2 separate regions of the Homo sapiens genome follow, and region 1 is linked to region 2. Evidence: read pairs that join two places in POLR2A ChIA-PET (ENCODE). Cell type or tissue: B cell. All regions are shown on one strand. Each heading gives the region's core, and the rest is flanking DNA. Links, peaks and the distances in the headings are about the cores only. Region 1 overlaps MAST3 (microtubule associated serine/threonine kinase 3). Region 2 overlaps ARRDC2 (arrestin domain containing 2).

Region 1 (7,385 bases), core at 1,923-4,422, 100 kb after region 2:
TCAGGGCAGGCCCAGGGTGTATACAGCAGGTGCTCAGTTAATGCATGTGGCTTAGATGAATGGGCAGTATCTGGGAGGGCTGTCCTTGTGGTAGTGATAGCATTGGGGGTTGGGGGTGTTGTTGAAGAAGGCCATGAGTTGGGCGCTCATAGGCAAAGTGGCTGTTCCAGGCAGCAACAGCATCGTCAGAGACACTTTCCTTCTGGAGCCTCAAATCCCAAGGGCAGGAAGAATGTGGATTTTCTACCTAGGGCACTAGGAGCCATAGAGTGTGGTGCTGGGAGCGGCACAGATATATGGGCAGGTGGGAAGCGCTGGGGTAGTCCCACTAAAAAGGGACCGTTGAACGGGGGTGTCTGTATATCTACCTGAGACTTTGGCATTTACAGTCACAGCACATGCAGGGAGAGTCAAATGCCAATGTCACAGAGTTTGTCAGGGACAGGGCTAGGATATGACCCCTGGGAGAGGGATTCACCCAGGAATGCAGTTTTGTTTTGCTGTGAGAGCAATAGGGAGCCATGGAGGGTTTGTGAGCAGGGGGAAGGGCATGATCTGGGGAGCAGTGGGCCGACACCAGAGATCAGTGGCTCAGCCAGCCTTTCATGGAAGGCCTTCACCGTGGCAGCAGGCCCTCTGGATTGTCAGCTGCAGCCCTGTTTTGCAGAGGGGGAAACTGAGGACAAATGAGCATGGGAGAAGGTTCTCTCCCTGCTACAGATGTCAGGGCAGTGGGTGTATGTAATAGGGGGTGTGTAGGTGTTACTGGGTGTAGCTGTGGCTGGGGACGAGGGGGCAGCGCCTTTACCGAGTGTGTGCAAAGGTGTGTCCCCGTGCATATGGGGTGGCTCAGCACGTAGTGACAGCAAGTGGAGACTGTGGCCCCATCCCCACTTGGGTCCCCAGACTCAAGAGAATCTGCACCCCGCATGAGGCTTGGGCTGCATACCTGGGGGTCATAGGTGACCACTCCCATACTCATCACCATCTCTGGTGGTCTCAAAACCACCATCTCCCCTGGTCTCAAAACAAGTCCCAAATCCACCCACTTTTCTCCACAGCTTCAATATTCCCCTCCCAGACACCGTCCCAGACCCTTACTGGCCTCCTGCTACCTTCATTCCTGTCCCCCAGCAGTCTGCTCCCCATAGCAGACACAAGGGGGTTTACAAACGTAGTCCACATCATACCCTTTCTCTGCTCAAGCACCCTCCATGGCTCCCCATTGCTCCTACAATACAATTGCACTCCTCCCTGCAGCCCACAAGGCTTATGTGGTCAGCCCCGCTGGCATTTTGCCCTCAGTGCTGCCTCAGAGAGTTGTGCCCTTTGCCTGGGACACGCTTTCTGCATAGCCAGCTCCTTCCTCCTCCATTTCTGGCTGGCTGCAGCATTACCTCCTCTGAGAGGCCTCCTGGCTAAAGTCGCCCCTTGCAGTGTTCTCTCCTTTCTCTTCCCTTCTCAGCCTTGGTATTTGAAATTATCTTTTTTTTTTTTTTTTTTTTTGAGACGGAGTCTCGCTCTATCACCCAGGCTGGAGTGCATTGGTGTGATCTCGGCCCACTGCAACCTCCACCTCCCGGGTACAAGTGATTCTACCACCTCAGCCTCCAGAGCAGCTGGGAATACAGGCATGCACCACCATGCCCAGCTATTTCTTTTGTACTTTTATTTCTTTTATTTTTTATTTTTTTTTATTTTTTTGAGACAGAGTTTCGCTCTTGTTGCCCAGGATGGAGTGCAATGGTGCTATCTCAGCTCACTGCAACCTCCGCCTCCTGGGTTCAAGCGATTCTCCTGCCTCAGCCTCCCAAGTAGTTGGGATTATAGGGACGTGCCACCACGCCCAGCTAATTTTGTATTTTTTTTAGTAGAGACTGGGTTTCACCTTGTTGGCCAGGCTGGTCTCAAACTCCTGACCTCAGGTGATCCGCCCGCTTCGGCCTCCCAAAGTGCTGGGATTACAGGCGTGAGCCACCACGCCCAGCCGAAATTATCTTGCTCATTGAATTGTTTCCTGTTGGCTGGGCAAGGTGGCTCACGCCTGTAATCCCGGCACTTTGGGAGGCCAAGGCGGGAGGATCACCTGAGGTCAGGAGTTTGAGACGAGCCTGGCCAACATGGTGAAACTCCGTCTCTACTAAAAATACAAAAAAATTAGCTGGGCGTGGTGGTGCAACACCTGTAATCCCAGCTTCTCGGGAGGCTGAGACAGGAGAATCGTTTGAACCCAGGAGGCGGAGGCTGCAGTAAGCTGAGACTGCGCCATTGCATTCCAGCCTGGGCAACGAGAGCGAAACTCTGTCTCAAAAAAAAAAAATTTGTCTCTTTAGCTATGAAGCCTGGGCCCCAGCATTGGGCCTGGACTGGGTCCCAAAGTGTCCTGTGGCCCAGGAAGGGGCATCCCTCATGATGACACTGCCCCTGACTTGCCTGGGCTGTCATGACAGGAGGAAGCATTAATTCAGTCCTTACGGTGGGAGACACTTCTGCTTCCATAGTGAACACATATTGTACCCTCAGCCCTGTTCCAGGCTCTGTGTCTCAGATTTTATTCTGTTTTCAGTATGGGGGATGTTACGCATGGGGAAACAGAGGCCTGGAAGTTAGCCTGATGCTATCGTTTATAGAGATAAATTATATATAGATATGGAACATATACCAGGTGCCCTTGGAAGCGCCCCCTTACATCTGATTTGTGTAATTCTCATGTCAGTTCAGTTTTCCTCCAATTTCACAGTTGAGGAGACTGAGGCTGGAGTTCAATCAGGTGGCTGCTTCCTAACTGAGGCAGGGCTGATGGCCTTTCCCGCCACACACAGACAGAGCATGTCAGACGCCCCGACTCAATTTGCCAAACACACCCTCTATGCCAGTCCGGTGCTGGGAGCTGCTGGGACCCTAAGGAGCCCCCAGCCTGGGGAAGACATAGCCGGACAGACAGGAAAGCGGGTTTTTCAGAGGAGAGGACGCAGTTTTGCCAGGCTAGATTCCAAGCAGTGGGGCCAGGGTGGGCGTGGTAGCATGAGCCGGCCAGGACGCTGGGGTGGGTCTTGGGTGCCGCACTGAGAAGGGGTCAGTGCTCTGGGAGAGAGGAAAAAGATGGAGGGAGCGATTAGATTTACATTTTAGCAGAAAGGAGCCAAAATGCCTGCCCCTAGCTCGAGGTTAAGGTGCTGCCAACGCCCCGCCCCCGCCGCCCGCGGTCGTAGCAACGCCCGGCCTCAGCCGCCCGCGGCCCTAGCAACGCTCCGCCTCTCCGCCCGCGGCCATGGCAGCGCCCCGCCCACTCGCCGGCACGCGGGTCCGCCGGCCTCGCTTCCGCGTCGCTCGCTCCGCCTCCCGACAGGCCCCGCCCCCAACGGCCCCGCCCCCGCACTCGCCTGGGCGGAGTTCCAGTCGCGCTCGGGGGCGCGCGCTTCCTTCTCGCCGCCCCCCCATCCCCGCAGCCCCGTGCGCCCCCCTCCCTGTCCGGCTCCGCGGGGCTCCTGGGGCCGATCCCACCGCCGAGGCCTCCCTTCCCGGCCTCGGGCGGCTGCGGCGGCACAAAGGGAAGCAGCATGTCCGACCCCAGCTACTGGACGGCGGTGGCGGCTCCCGGCCATCGGAGCCGCCTGGCAAAAGGCGCGCTGCTGCAGCGCTCCAAGAGGTAGGGGGCACGGCGCCGGCGAAGGCTCGGCGGCCAGCCGAGCAAACAGGAGTTGCCAGAAGTGTGTCCTGGCCGCGTGGCGCGGACCACGGCGAGCGTCTGTCTGTGGCAGCAGTGGGAAGGGGGGAGGACGCCTGTGGATCGAGGTGTCCCCTGGGGTCCCTGGCACCCTCCTTTCGCCCCTCGTTCCCTGGACTGGGGTGTCTGTCCGCCAGCGTCGCAGCTGGGGTGGTGACAGACAGGAGTGAGTTGAGATTGAGCTAGGATTTGAACCCGGGTGTCCAGGGCTGGGCAGAACCAGGGAGGAACTTCTTGGAAAAACTGAGGCTGATCTGCCGCTGGGGGTCCATTCAGCAGAAATGTTGGCTCAGAAGCAAATATTTACTGCACGAGGCTGGCATTTGGGTGGGGTGTCAGGAGTCCAGATAGTTGGGGTTAACCCCCGCCAAAGCCTCACCGCTCTTGGAGTCTCAGTTTCCCCTTTTGAAAAGCAGAGAGGATAAGTGAGGGCTGTGGATTCTACCAGACCTGGGTTCAAATTTCGACTCAGCCACTACCAGGCTGTGTGACCTCAAGTAGCTCCTTAACCTCTCTGTGCTTGGGTTTCTCATTGGTGCTGGACTGGGGCAAAGTCTGGGCGGTGGGACCAGCTACCGAAAGACCTTGAATGCTGAGTCCAGGGCTTAAACTTACCTCCAAGATCGTGGGGAGCATTGGAGGGGGAATATGGGTGCCAGAGGGATGAGGTGCAGGAGGCTGGCTTCAGGCCCCTGCTTTCTGCCACATTCTCTCTGTTGTGTCCTGGGTACCAAGAGAGGATCGTTCTCAAATGGCAACTTCTCGAGGTCCTGGATCTCCTCCAGGAAGAGTTGAACAAACAGTCGGCCCTGCATAGATGCTTGGGAAGTGAACAGATGATGCTTAGTTCTCCTTTGAGGCCTCACATTTGGCCGTGTTTTCAAGAAGACCTCGCCCAAGAACAGGAGGGAGGGCAACGAAGTGTTTTTCCCAAATGCTTTTGGAAGCAGCAAGTGATACAGCAGGATCGGGGAGGGAGGGTGCTGGTGGTGCAGTGTGGGGGCGAGGAACCAGGTGAGGGGCTGGGAGAGGATGTGGAGACAGCCAGGTGAGCGTGCATTGAGGGGTTGGCAGGAAGTTTTGCAGAAACCTGTGGGTTTCACTTTTGCTTCTGCAGCTCAGGCTGGGAGACAATCACTGTGACTGTTGACATCTGTGGCTTCAGTTTCCCAGTCTGGAAAATGGGCTCAGCTGGTCATTCCCAACTCTGGGGCTTGTTGGAATTGGCAGATGTTGGGGATGTAATTCACTCAGGAGGCACTGGCTGCCCTCCCGGCGTGAGCCAGGCCCTGTGAGCATTGTCTAGGCAAAGACAACAGTGTATGTACCCGAGTCCGACCCAAAGCTGAGCACTGGATGTGGTAGGTTTCATCCTTCAAGGTAGAGATGAGGAAACAGGCTCAAGGGGCAGCCACATGTGGAGACGTAGACAGGCTGGGCCTCTTCTCCCTGCCCACCTTGTCACCTGTGTCCTTTGATGATCATACGCTTGTTCTCCCATGGATTGACCTGCTCCGAGCATTCTGCCTGGGACCCCATTTCTGCACCTCGGAGGCCCCGAGACTTCATCTCTCCCTCCCCGCGAGATTCTCCCGCCGCTGAGCTGCGTTGGCGGCTTGGGGTGTGTGGGCTGATGCTCTTGTGGAGCAGAGCTGTTGCTGGGCAACTGCTCTGGTGGGGCGGGGGACGGTGTCGCTCCCAACTTCCTTCTGTCAAGGTGTGGGCTGAGGCCAGGGCCCAGGTGGGAGAAGAAGCCAGGCAGGGTGTGAGAGACCTGGGCCAGGGATCTGGTGGCCAGAAGGGAACTGGGATGGAAAGAGGAAAACGTGGGCAAAAGTTCAGCAGAAGAGGCAGGACTGTGAAAGAGGTTGCATTTAGGGTTTCTAGTTGGGTCACATTGGCATTTTAGGGGCATCTTGAGAAGAAGGAGGGTTGTCAAGAGATGGGAGCAGGGGCTTCAAGAGGGGTATATAGAATGGGGTGTCTCAGCCCATATCTGGGCTCCAGGGTGTGTTTGGTTCACCTGATTTGCTGGTGCTGCTGGCAGTAGCCATGGTACAGGGAAAAGTGTGGGGGTGGGACTGTGACACAGAACCCTGAAAAGCTGGTCCAGGGGCTCCTGGCCATATGTAGTGTCCTCCATCAGGCTAGAAGCACTTCATGCCATTGCTGTTAATAACAACACTGCCAATAGTTTGTGTTGGTTTTTGTTATTGTTTTTCAGATGAAGTTTCACTCGTGTCGCCCAGGCTGGAATGCAATGGCACTATCTCAGCCCACTGCAACCTCCGCCTCCTGGGTTCAAGTGATTCTCTGCCCCAGCCTCCTGAGTAGCTGGGATTATAAGCATGCACTACCACACCTGGCTAATTTTTGGTTTTTTTGTTTTGTTTTGTTTTGTTTTGTTTTTTGAGACGGAGTTTCACTCTTGTTGCCCAGGCTGGAGTGTAACGGCACGATCTCACCACAACCTCCACCTCCTGGGTTCAAGCGATTCTCCTGCCTCAGCCTACCAAGTAGCTGGGATTACAGGCATGCATCACCACGCCCAGCTAATTTTGTATTTTTAGTACAGAAAGGGTTCCTCCCTGTTGGTCAGGCTGGTCTCAAACTCCTGATCTCAGGTGATCTACCCACCTCGGCCTCCCAAAGTACTGGGATTACAGGTGTGAGTCACCATGCCCGACCTAATTTTTGTGTTTTTAGTAGAGACGGGTTTCACCATGTTTACCAGGATGGTCTCAAACTCCTGACCTCAGGTGATCCGCATGCCTCGGCCTCCCAAAGTGCTGGGATTACAGGGATGAGCCACTGTGCCCAGCCTTGTTTTTGTTTTTTTAAGAGAGAGGGCCTTGTGCTGTCACCTAGGCTGGAGTGCTGTGGCACCATCATGGCTCACGGCAGCCTTGACCTCCTGAGGCTCAAGCGATCCTCTTGCCTCAGCCTTCTGAGTAGCTGGGACTACAGGCGTGCACCACCACACCCAGCTAATTTTTAAATTTTGTATAGAGACGGGGTCTTGCTATGTTGCCCAGGCTGGTCTTGAACTCCTGGCTTCAGAGGATCCTCCCACCTTGGCCTTCCAAAGCACTGGGGTTACTGGCGTGAGCCACCATGCCTGGCCAGCAGTAGTGTCAATAATAAGGAATGTTAGTTGAGGGGTGATTCCCTCCTGGGCCTTGAAGACCTGGCTAAGGGCCATGGGGGAACCCAGCTGGGGGCAGAGTGGGAGTGGCCATGTCCAACATCCCATCCTTCTCCAGAACGGGCTGCGAGTGTGATTTAGGCTGGGCAGGTGGCTTAGCGCGGGGCCCTGGGCAGCCACCTACCCTGTCCCCTTTTCCCCCCACAGCTGCCGCAGCGGGAACCGCAAGAGCTTGGTGGTAGGAACGCCCTCCCCGACCCTCTCCCGGCCCCTGTCGCCATTGTCGGTCCCAACGGGTGAGTGTGGGAGCAGCCAGCGGGTGCTGTGTCCTGCCTCTGCCCCGCTGACTCAGTTTCCCCGCCTCCTCCTCAGCAGGCAGCAGCCCCTTGGATAGTCCTCGGAATTTCTCGGCTGCCTCTGCCCTAAATTTCCCCTTTGCCCGGAGGTGAGTGATTGCCGGCTTTGGGAGACAGTGCGGGCACCACGGGCAAGGGTTGGGCAGGGGCACGTGCT
Region 2 (7,385 bases), core at 2,554-5,053:
TGGGAGATGGCTAGATGGGGAGCGGTATTTCTGAATTTCTGTTTCCAGTGTTCTCTGAGGCTTAATGGGAACATTTCTCTTAGGAGGATCCAAACCCACTCTTGGGGGACATGAGGCCGCGCTGCATGACTTGCTGAACGGCACAGGGACCCCTCGAGGAACAAGGTTGCACACCAGCTTTCAGCCACCATGACTGTGGGGAGTGGCTGGACCAAGGGCTGACCTCCCCGACTGCATCAAAGTTGGGGAACCAAGTCTCAGAGTGAGGCGGGGGCCTTTCGGATATCACATGGGACAGAGGAAGAGCCCGGCTGGAATCTGACTTACCTGGACCGCTGTCCTTGTGAGGCATTGAATGCCCAGTGCAGTATCCGAGAGACTGTTTAATAACCTGTCTTCCCAGCCAATTGGTGGTGCTGGAATCCCCTAGGAGCCTTCAGTCTGGGAGAAACAGAGCCAGACATAGACAGTTCCAGCATCACAGAACCAGAAGAAGAGACCTGCAACTGTGAGAGTCCAGACAGGAAGCAGAGAAGGCGTCCTTGCGGAAAGGGCATTTTAGCTGAGGCTTTGGAGTACGAATAGGAGCTCAGCAGGCAGACGAATGAGGAATAAAGGTCAGAGAAGGTCAGAGCTGAGTGACGTTTGGAATCCACCCCGTTTATTGTAGAACTGGGGGTTCAGAGGGCAGGTGCCTCAGAGTTGAGGCCACACAGTGAGGTCTGGTGGGTGAAAGGACCCAGGAACGAGGCGTTCAGGAAAGCAGGTTGTCAGAGCTATGTGGAGTCTGTGGGTGGCAGGGGCAGCCGCTCCAGCCTTTGAAGACTTTGAAAGCCAGAGATTCCTGGCGCAGGCTTGGACTTCCTGGGAGCTCCTCCAAGTACCCAGGGGCATCAGAGCTGCCTGGGTGTTACATGGCCCAGGGAACCCAGGTTCAGGGTAGGACAGGCAAGACCAGATACCCAATGTGCAAAGTGAAAACACTGGGCTCCCTGTTAAACGATGAAGAATTCAAGACAGTGACAGCATTACGTCACCCCTGGGGACAGAGGTCAGCCTAAGGTGACACACGGGGACTACTGTGCTTCCGGAGGCTCCCTGTGTCCTGGAGGAGAAAAGCATTAGAGGGGGCAGCTGGACAAGCTCCCAACTGCAGAGTCCCAGCCCTGGCTGGGGCAGGGCCCCGGCCTGGGACTCAGCATTTCTGATATGCCTTAAGAATTCATTCTGTTTTGTACAATTATTTTTTAAAAGTAAACGTGTGGAGAAAGAATCCGGGCTTCTTGGTTTATTTCCGCCCCCGATCTGGCTGCTGAGGGAACTGGGACTGCCATCCCTGGTCACTATCTTGGAGACTAAATTCCTGGCCAAGGAAGGCAAAGGGGCTCATGATTGAGAAGGGGAAACTGAGGCCCAGGACTGGGAGGGGGTTGGTCCAAGGACATATGAGGAGGCTGAGCTGGGGTGGGAGCTGAGCCCTGGGCCCCATACCTGCACCGCCTATCGGAGTCTCAGAGGCTGGCGGGGGCTGAACAGTGGAGGACAAGCAGAGAACTCTATCCTCAGAGAGTGGGGAGCAGGGGGCTGGGGCTGGGAGGAGCCGCCTGAGTACGGGAACATCCTGTCATCTGAGTCTAGGTTTGGTTTTTGTGGGTTTTTTTCTGTTTGTTTTTGTTTTTCAGAAGGAGTCTTGCTGTGTCGCTCAGGCATAGTGTAGAGTGTAGTGGTGTGATCTCAGCTCACTACAACCTCCACCTCCTGGGTTCAAGCGATTCTCCTGCCTCAGCCTCCAAGTAGCTGGGATTACAGGTGCCTGCCACCACACCCGGCTAATTTTTGAATTTTTAGTAGAGACGGGGTTTATTTTTTTTTTCTTTCTTTCTTTTTTTTTTAAGACAGAGTTTCGCTGTGTCACCCAGGCTGGAGTGCAATGGCTTGGTCTTGGCTCACTGCAACCTCCGCCTCCCGGGTTCAAATGATTCTCCTGTTTCAGCCTCGAAAGTAGCTGGAATTACAGGCATGTGCCACCACGCCTGGCTAATTTTTCTATTTTTTTAGTAGAGACAGGGTTTTACCATGTTGGCCAGGCTGGTCTCAAACTCCTGACCTCAGGTGATCTGCCTGCCTCCGCCTCCCAAAGTGCTGGGATTACAGGTGTGAGCCACCATGCCTAGCCCTGGATTTGTTTTTATTGAGGTGAAATTCACATATTGTAAAATTCACCACTTGAAAGTATTCAATTTAGTACACTTTACAATGTAGCATTTAATACTCATAATGTTTCTTTTGTTTGGTTTTGAGATGTTCTCACTCTGTTGCCCAGGCTGGAGTGCAATGGCCCGATCACAGCAGCCTCAAGAGATCCTGGGCTCAAGAGATCCACTTGCCTCAGCTCCTCGAGTGGTTGGGACCACAAGTGTGTACCACCACACCCAGCTAATTATTTTTTTGTAGAGACACGATCTCCCTTTGTTTCTCAGGTGGGTCTTAAATTCCTGGGCTCCAGCAGTCCTCCCGCCTCAGCCTCCCAAAGTACTCGGATTACAGATGTGAACCATCACAACCGACCTGGCTATTTACGATGTTATGCAACCATCACCACCATCTATTTCCAGAACATTTCTATCCCTGCCAAAGGAAACCCTGTCCCCACTAGTGATCAATCCCCATTCCCCTTCCCCCACCTCCAGCAACCACTTTCTGTCTCTGGATTTGCCTATTGTGAACATTTCATATCAATGGAATCATGCGGCCTTTTGTGTCTGGCTTTTATCACTCAGCATGTTTTCCGGGTTCATCCACATTGTACTATGTGTCAGAACTTCATTCCTTTTTCTGGTTGAATAATATTCCATTGTGTGCGTAGACCACATTGTGTTTAGCCATTCATCCGCGGATGGACATCTGGGTTGTTTCCACGGCTTGGCTATAGTGAATCTTGCTGCTAAGAACACGTGTGTTCAAGGATTACTTTGAAAACCCACGGAGCTGTTAGGTGGCCCTAGTGGCGTGGGGCTGTTATTCTTCTGGAGTTACAGGTGGGGATAGTGAGCTCAAGAGAAAGAGACTAGCCTGGCCAACATGGTGAAATCCTGTCTCTTCTAAAAAGAATACAAAAATCAGTGAGACGTGGTGCAGGCACCTGTAATCTCGGCTACTTCGGAGGCTGAGGCAGAAGAATCACTTGGACCCGGGAGGTAGAGGCTGCAGTGAGCTGAGATCATGCCACTGCACTCCAGCCTGGGTGACAGAGTAGTGAGACCCTTTCTCAAAAAAAAAAAAAAAAGAAAAGAAAAAAAAGGAAATAAGAAAGAAGGGAGGGAGGGAGGAGAAAAGAAGAGAAAAAAAAAGAGAAAAGAAAAGAAAGGGGGGAGGGAGGGAGGGAGAGAGAGAGAGAAAGAGAAACAAAGGGAAGAGGAAGGAAGGGAGGGAGGGAGGGAGGGAGAGAGAGAGAAAGAGAAACAAAGGGAAGAGGAAGGAAGGGAGGGAGGGAGATGCTCCACTTGGGTCCCACAGTCAGGACTGAGACGGCCAGCACTCAAAACTGCCCCTTGGGCCAGGCACAGTGGCTCACACCTGTAAATCCCAGCACTTTGGGAGGCCAAAGCAGGAGAATCGCTTGAGCCTAGGAGTTTGAGACCAGCCTGGGCAACATAGCAAGATCCCGACTCTACAAAAAAAAAAATATATAAAAAATTAACCAGGTGTGGCAGTGTGGACCTCTAGTTCTAGCTACTCAGGGGGATGAGGTTAGGAGGATCACCTGAGCCTGGGAAATCGCGGCTGCAGCGAGCTATGATCGCACCACTGCACTCTAGCCTTGGCGACAGAGTGAGATCCTGTCTCAAAAAAATATATAAACACTGCCTCTTAGACTCCAGAGTCCATGCCGCCCTCAGGCCACATGATACTGTGCCCCTCAAGCTCCTGCTGAAGCTCTGCCTGTCTCACCTAAGCCCTCGTGCCCCTCCAAGGTTGGGCAAGGCCCTATTGAAACCCTAGTCTGGGCCGGGCGCGGTGGCTCAAGCCTGTAATTCCAGCACTTTGGGAGGCTGAGGTGGGTGGATCACGAGGTCAGGAGACCAAGACCATCCTGGCTAATACGGTAAAACCCCGTCTCTACTACAAATAGAAAAAAATTAGCCGGGCGTGGTGGCGTGTGCCTGTAGTCCCAGCTACTCGGGAGGCTGAGGCAGGAGAATGGTGTGAACCCAGGAGGTGGAGATTGCAGTGAGCCGAGATCGTGCCACTGCACTCCAGCCTGGGTGACAGAGCAAGACTGTCTCAAAAAAACAAAAACAAAAACAAAAAGAAACCCTAGTCTGATAGCCCAGGCTGTCCCAGCCAGCCTGCCCAAGGCAGCAGAAATTAACTGGCAGGCTGGAGGCTGGAATGGCCATTGTCAGGGCTAGGAGCCAGGGATGAGGACTGGGGGACCCAGGGGCTGGACATGAGGAGATCTGGGTTAGGTAGGGCTTGGCTCTCTGTGTGACTGCAGGCAGGTCACCTTGCGTCTGAGCCTGTTTTGTCATCTGAGACTCTGGGAGACAGCCCATCCCCACACCCTACCACAGTCCTCAATCACGTCCTTCCTCTGGCCTGAGGGTGAGCCCTCCTTTCCTGCTACCCCTGGTTCTAAGGTCTACCAAGACCTCCTTTGACCTGGCATCAAGCTTGGAGCATGCCATACATGGGAGGTCCCTGGGGCCAGCAGAGAGGAAGCATTCCCACAGCACAGTCACTAGAAGCCGAACTGACAGTCTCAGTAGGAAATGAGTTATTTGTCATGCGGGGTGTGCAAGACATATCAGTTTCCAGATCCATGTTCCCAAACAGAGGAGAGTCTAAGGTATTTATTCCAGCAAGGGATGTGGGTACAGTGCGACAAAAAGATTCCACCCAGCGGGGGTGGGAGGACAAGACGCCCCGTGTCCTCAGGACTCCTGAGTCTGCAACTATGGGGAACTTGATCCTGACAGAAGGAGAACTTTCCGGTTCAGATGATCAACAACCAGGATTAAGCTGGCCCAGATAGTCCCAATTCAGGAAACTTCCTGAACATGGGGAGGGGCCTAGGGAGCCCAAAGGCAGGTGGTCAACTTCTATCAAACATGAAATGAGGCCGGGCGCGGTGGCTCACGCCTGTGATCCAGCACTTTGAGAGGCTGAGGTGGGAGGATCACGTAAGGCCAGGAGTTTGAGACCAGCCTGGGCAACAGAGCGAGACCCCATCTCTACAAAAAAAAAAATGTAAACATTAGCTGGGCCTGGTGGCATGTGCCTATGGTCCCAGCTACTCAGGAGGCTGAGGTGGGAGAATCACTTGGCCCAGGAGGTCTAGCCTGCAGTGAGCGATGATCAAACCACTGTACTCCAGCCTGGGTGACGTGGCAAGAATTTTTCTCCAATAATAATAATAATAATAACAACAACAACAGCAGGCCGGGCACAGTAATCCCAGCACTTTGGGAGGCCAAGGCGGGTGGATCACGAGGTCAGGAGATCAAGACCATCCTGGCTAACACAGTGAAACCCCATCTCCACTAAAAATACAAAAAGTTCTCCGGGCGTGGTGGCGGGCACCTGTAGTCCCAGCTACTCCGGAGGCTGAGGCAAGAGAACGGTGTGAGCCCGGGAGGCGGAGCTTGCAGTGAGTAAGTGGAGATTGAGCCACCGCACTCCAGCCTGGGCGACAGAGTGACACTCTGTCTCAAAAATAAATAAATAAATAAAAAATAACGAAATAACAAAAACCCCAACCCTCTCCAGGCCCGTAAGACCCCCTGCCCACCTCTCCCTCCAGCTCCCCCTCCCTCCCCGTCTGCTACTCAAACACTCCAAGCTGATTTTTATTTTTATTATTTTTATCTTTTAGACAGAGCCTCACTCTGTTGCCCAGGCTGGAGTGCAGTGGCTCGATCTCGGCTCACTGCAATCTCCGCCTCCCAGGTTCAAGTGATTCTGCCTCAGCCTCCCAAGTAGCTGCGACTACAGGTGCCCACCACCATGCTCAGCTAATTTTTGTATTTTTAATAAAGACAGGGTTTCACCATACTGGCCAGGCTGGTCTTGAACACCTGACCTCAAATGATCCACCTGCCTCGGCCTCCCAAAGTGCTGGGATTACAGGTTTGAGCCACCGCGCCCGGCCCTCCAAGCTGATTTTTACCTTGGGGACTTCTCATATACTATTCCCCCTGCGAAAAGGCTCTTCCCCCATTGGTGGTTTCTCTTTACCCCCTGGCCTCACTTTTTCAGAGCCACTCCAACCTCCTGGCCAAAGTTGCCACCCCCTCCATCACTCCCTCTCCTATCTCTCTGTTCTGTAGTCTTCCTAGCCCTCATCACGCTCTGAAATTACTACTTAGATGTTCATTTGTTTGTCTGACCCTCTGTGGGCAGGGCCAGATCCAGGCTCTGACCCCCGCCCCAGCATGCAGCAGGCATGAGGGTGGTTGACTAAGTGACTGGGGGACCACTGCTCTGCCTACTTTGATGTGGATGAAGACTCCTCTTTTTTTTTTTTTTTTTGAGACAGAGTCTCACTCTGTTGCCCAGGCTGGAGTGCAGTGGGTTGATCTCTGCTCACTGCAAGCTCCGCCCCCCGGGTTCATGCCATTCTCCTGCCTCAGCCTCCCAAGTAGCTGGGACTACGGGCGCCCACCACTACGCCTGGCTAATTTTTTTTTTGTATTTTTAGTAGAGACGGGGTTTCACAGTGTTCGCCAGGATGGTCTCGATCTCCTGACCTCGTGATCTGCCCACCTCGGCCTCCCAAAGTGCTGAGATTACAGGCATGAGCCACCACGCCCGGCCTTTTTCTTTTTTTTTTCTTTTCTTTTTTTTTTTGAGACAGCATTGTCCAAGCTGGAGTGGAAAGCCTCGATCTCGGCTCACTGCAAACTCTGCCACCCGAGTTCAAGCAATTCTCATGCCTTGGCCTCCTGACTAGCTGGGATTACAGGCACCCATCACCACGCCCAGCTAATTTTTGTATTTTTAGTAGAGACAGGGTTTCACCATGTTGCCCAGGCTGGTCTTGAACTTCTGACCTCAGGTGATCTGCCCATCTTGGCCTCCCAAAGTGCTGGGATTACAGGCGTGAGCCACCATGCCCAGCTCAGATGAAGATTCTGATGGGGGTGGAGGTGTCATCCCTTGCACTTGCTCCCAAGACCTCCTAGAGTCAGACGTGTCCCCCATGCAGAGTCAAATGCTAGGTCTCTATCTCTCAGTGTCTCTGTCTGTTTCATTCTGACTCTCACCATCTTTTCTTTCCCATCTCTGTCTCTCTCTCAATATCTGTCTTGCTTACTGTCTCTGTCTCTGTCTCTCAGTCTTATTGCCTCTGTACTTCTGTCTCTTTCTCCCTGTCTCTGTCTCCC

What was found. Peaks named below come from ENCODE experiments on the same cell type or tissue, not always from the same donor. Only the 100,000 strongest peaks of a DNase experiment are listed, where the experiment ranks them.
Region 1: POLR2A ChIA-PET joins it to region 2 with 13 read pairs; 14 of 35 experiments call an interaction of 5 or more read pairs at or near these places.

The regions. Positions count from the first base shown.
Region 1 is chr19:18,114,606-18,121,990 of GRCh38, forward strand. It overlaps MAST3 (microtubule associated serine/threonine kinase 3), which reads left to right. Exons shown (of 28, transcript NM_001393504.1): 4 at 7,080-7,168; 5 at 7,248-7,317. Among named protein-coding and RNA genes, the nearest start is that of MAST3, 21 kb to the left of the region's middle. RefSeq lists a silencer at 3,104-3,563 and enhancers at 3,296-4,167, 3,654-3,703. In B cell, for the core only: no CTCF peak of the experiment used is centred there; a DNase peak (open chromatin) is centred at 3,266; H3K4me3 peaks cover 1,478 bases; H3K27ac peaks cover 1,492 bases.
Region 2 is chr19:18,012,830-18,020,214 of GRCh38, forward strand. It overlaps ARRDC2 (arrestin domain containing 2), which reads left to right. Exons shown (of 8, transcript NM_015683.2): 8 at 84-1,273. The coding sequence ends at 137. Among named protein-coding and RNA genes, the nearest start is that of ARRDC2, 8.4 kb to the left of the region's middle. RefSeq lists an enhancer at 434-934. In B cell, for the core only: no CTCF peak of the experiment used is centred there; DNase peaks (open chromatin) are centred at 3,515, 3,832, 4,652 and 4,812; H3K27ac peaks cover 2,201 bases.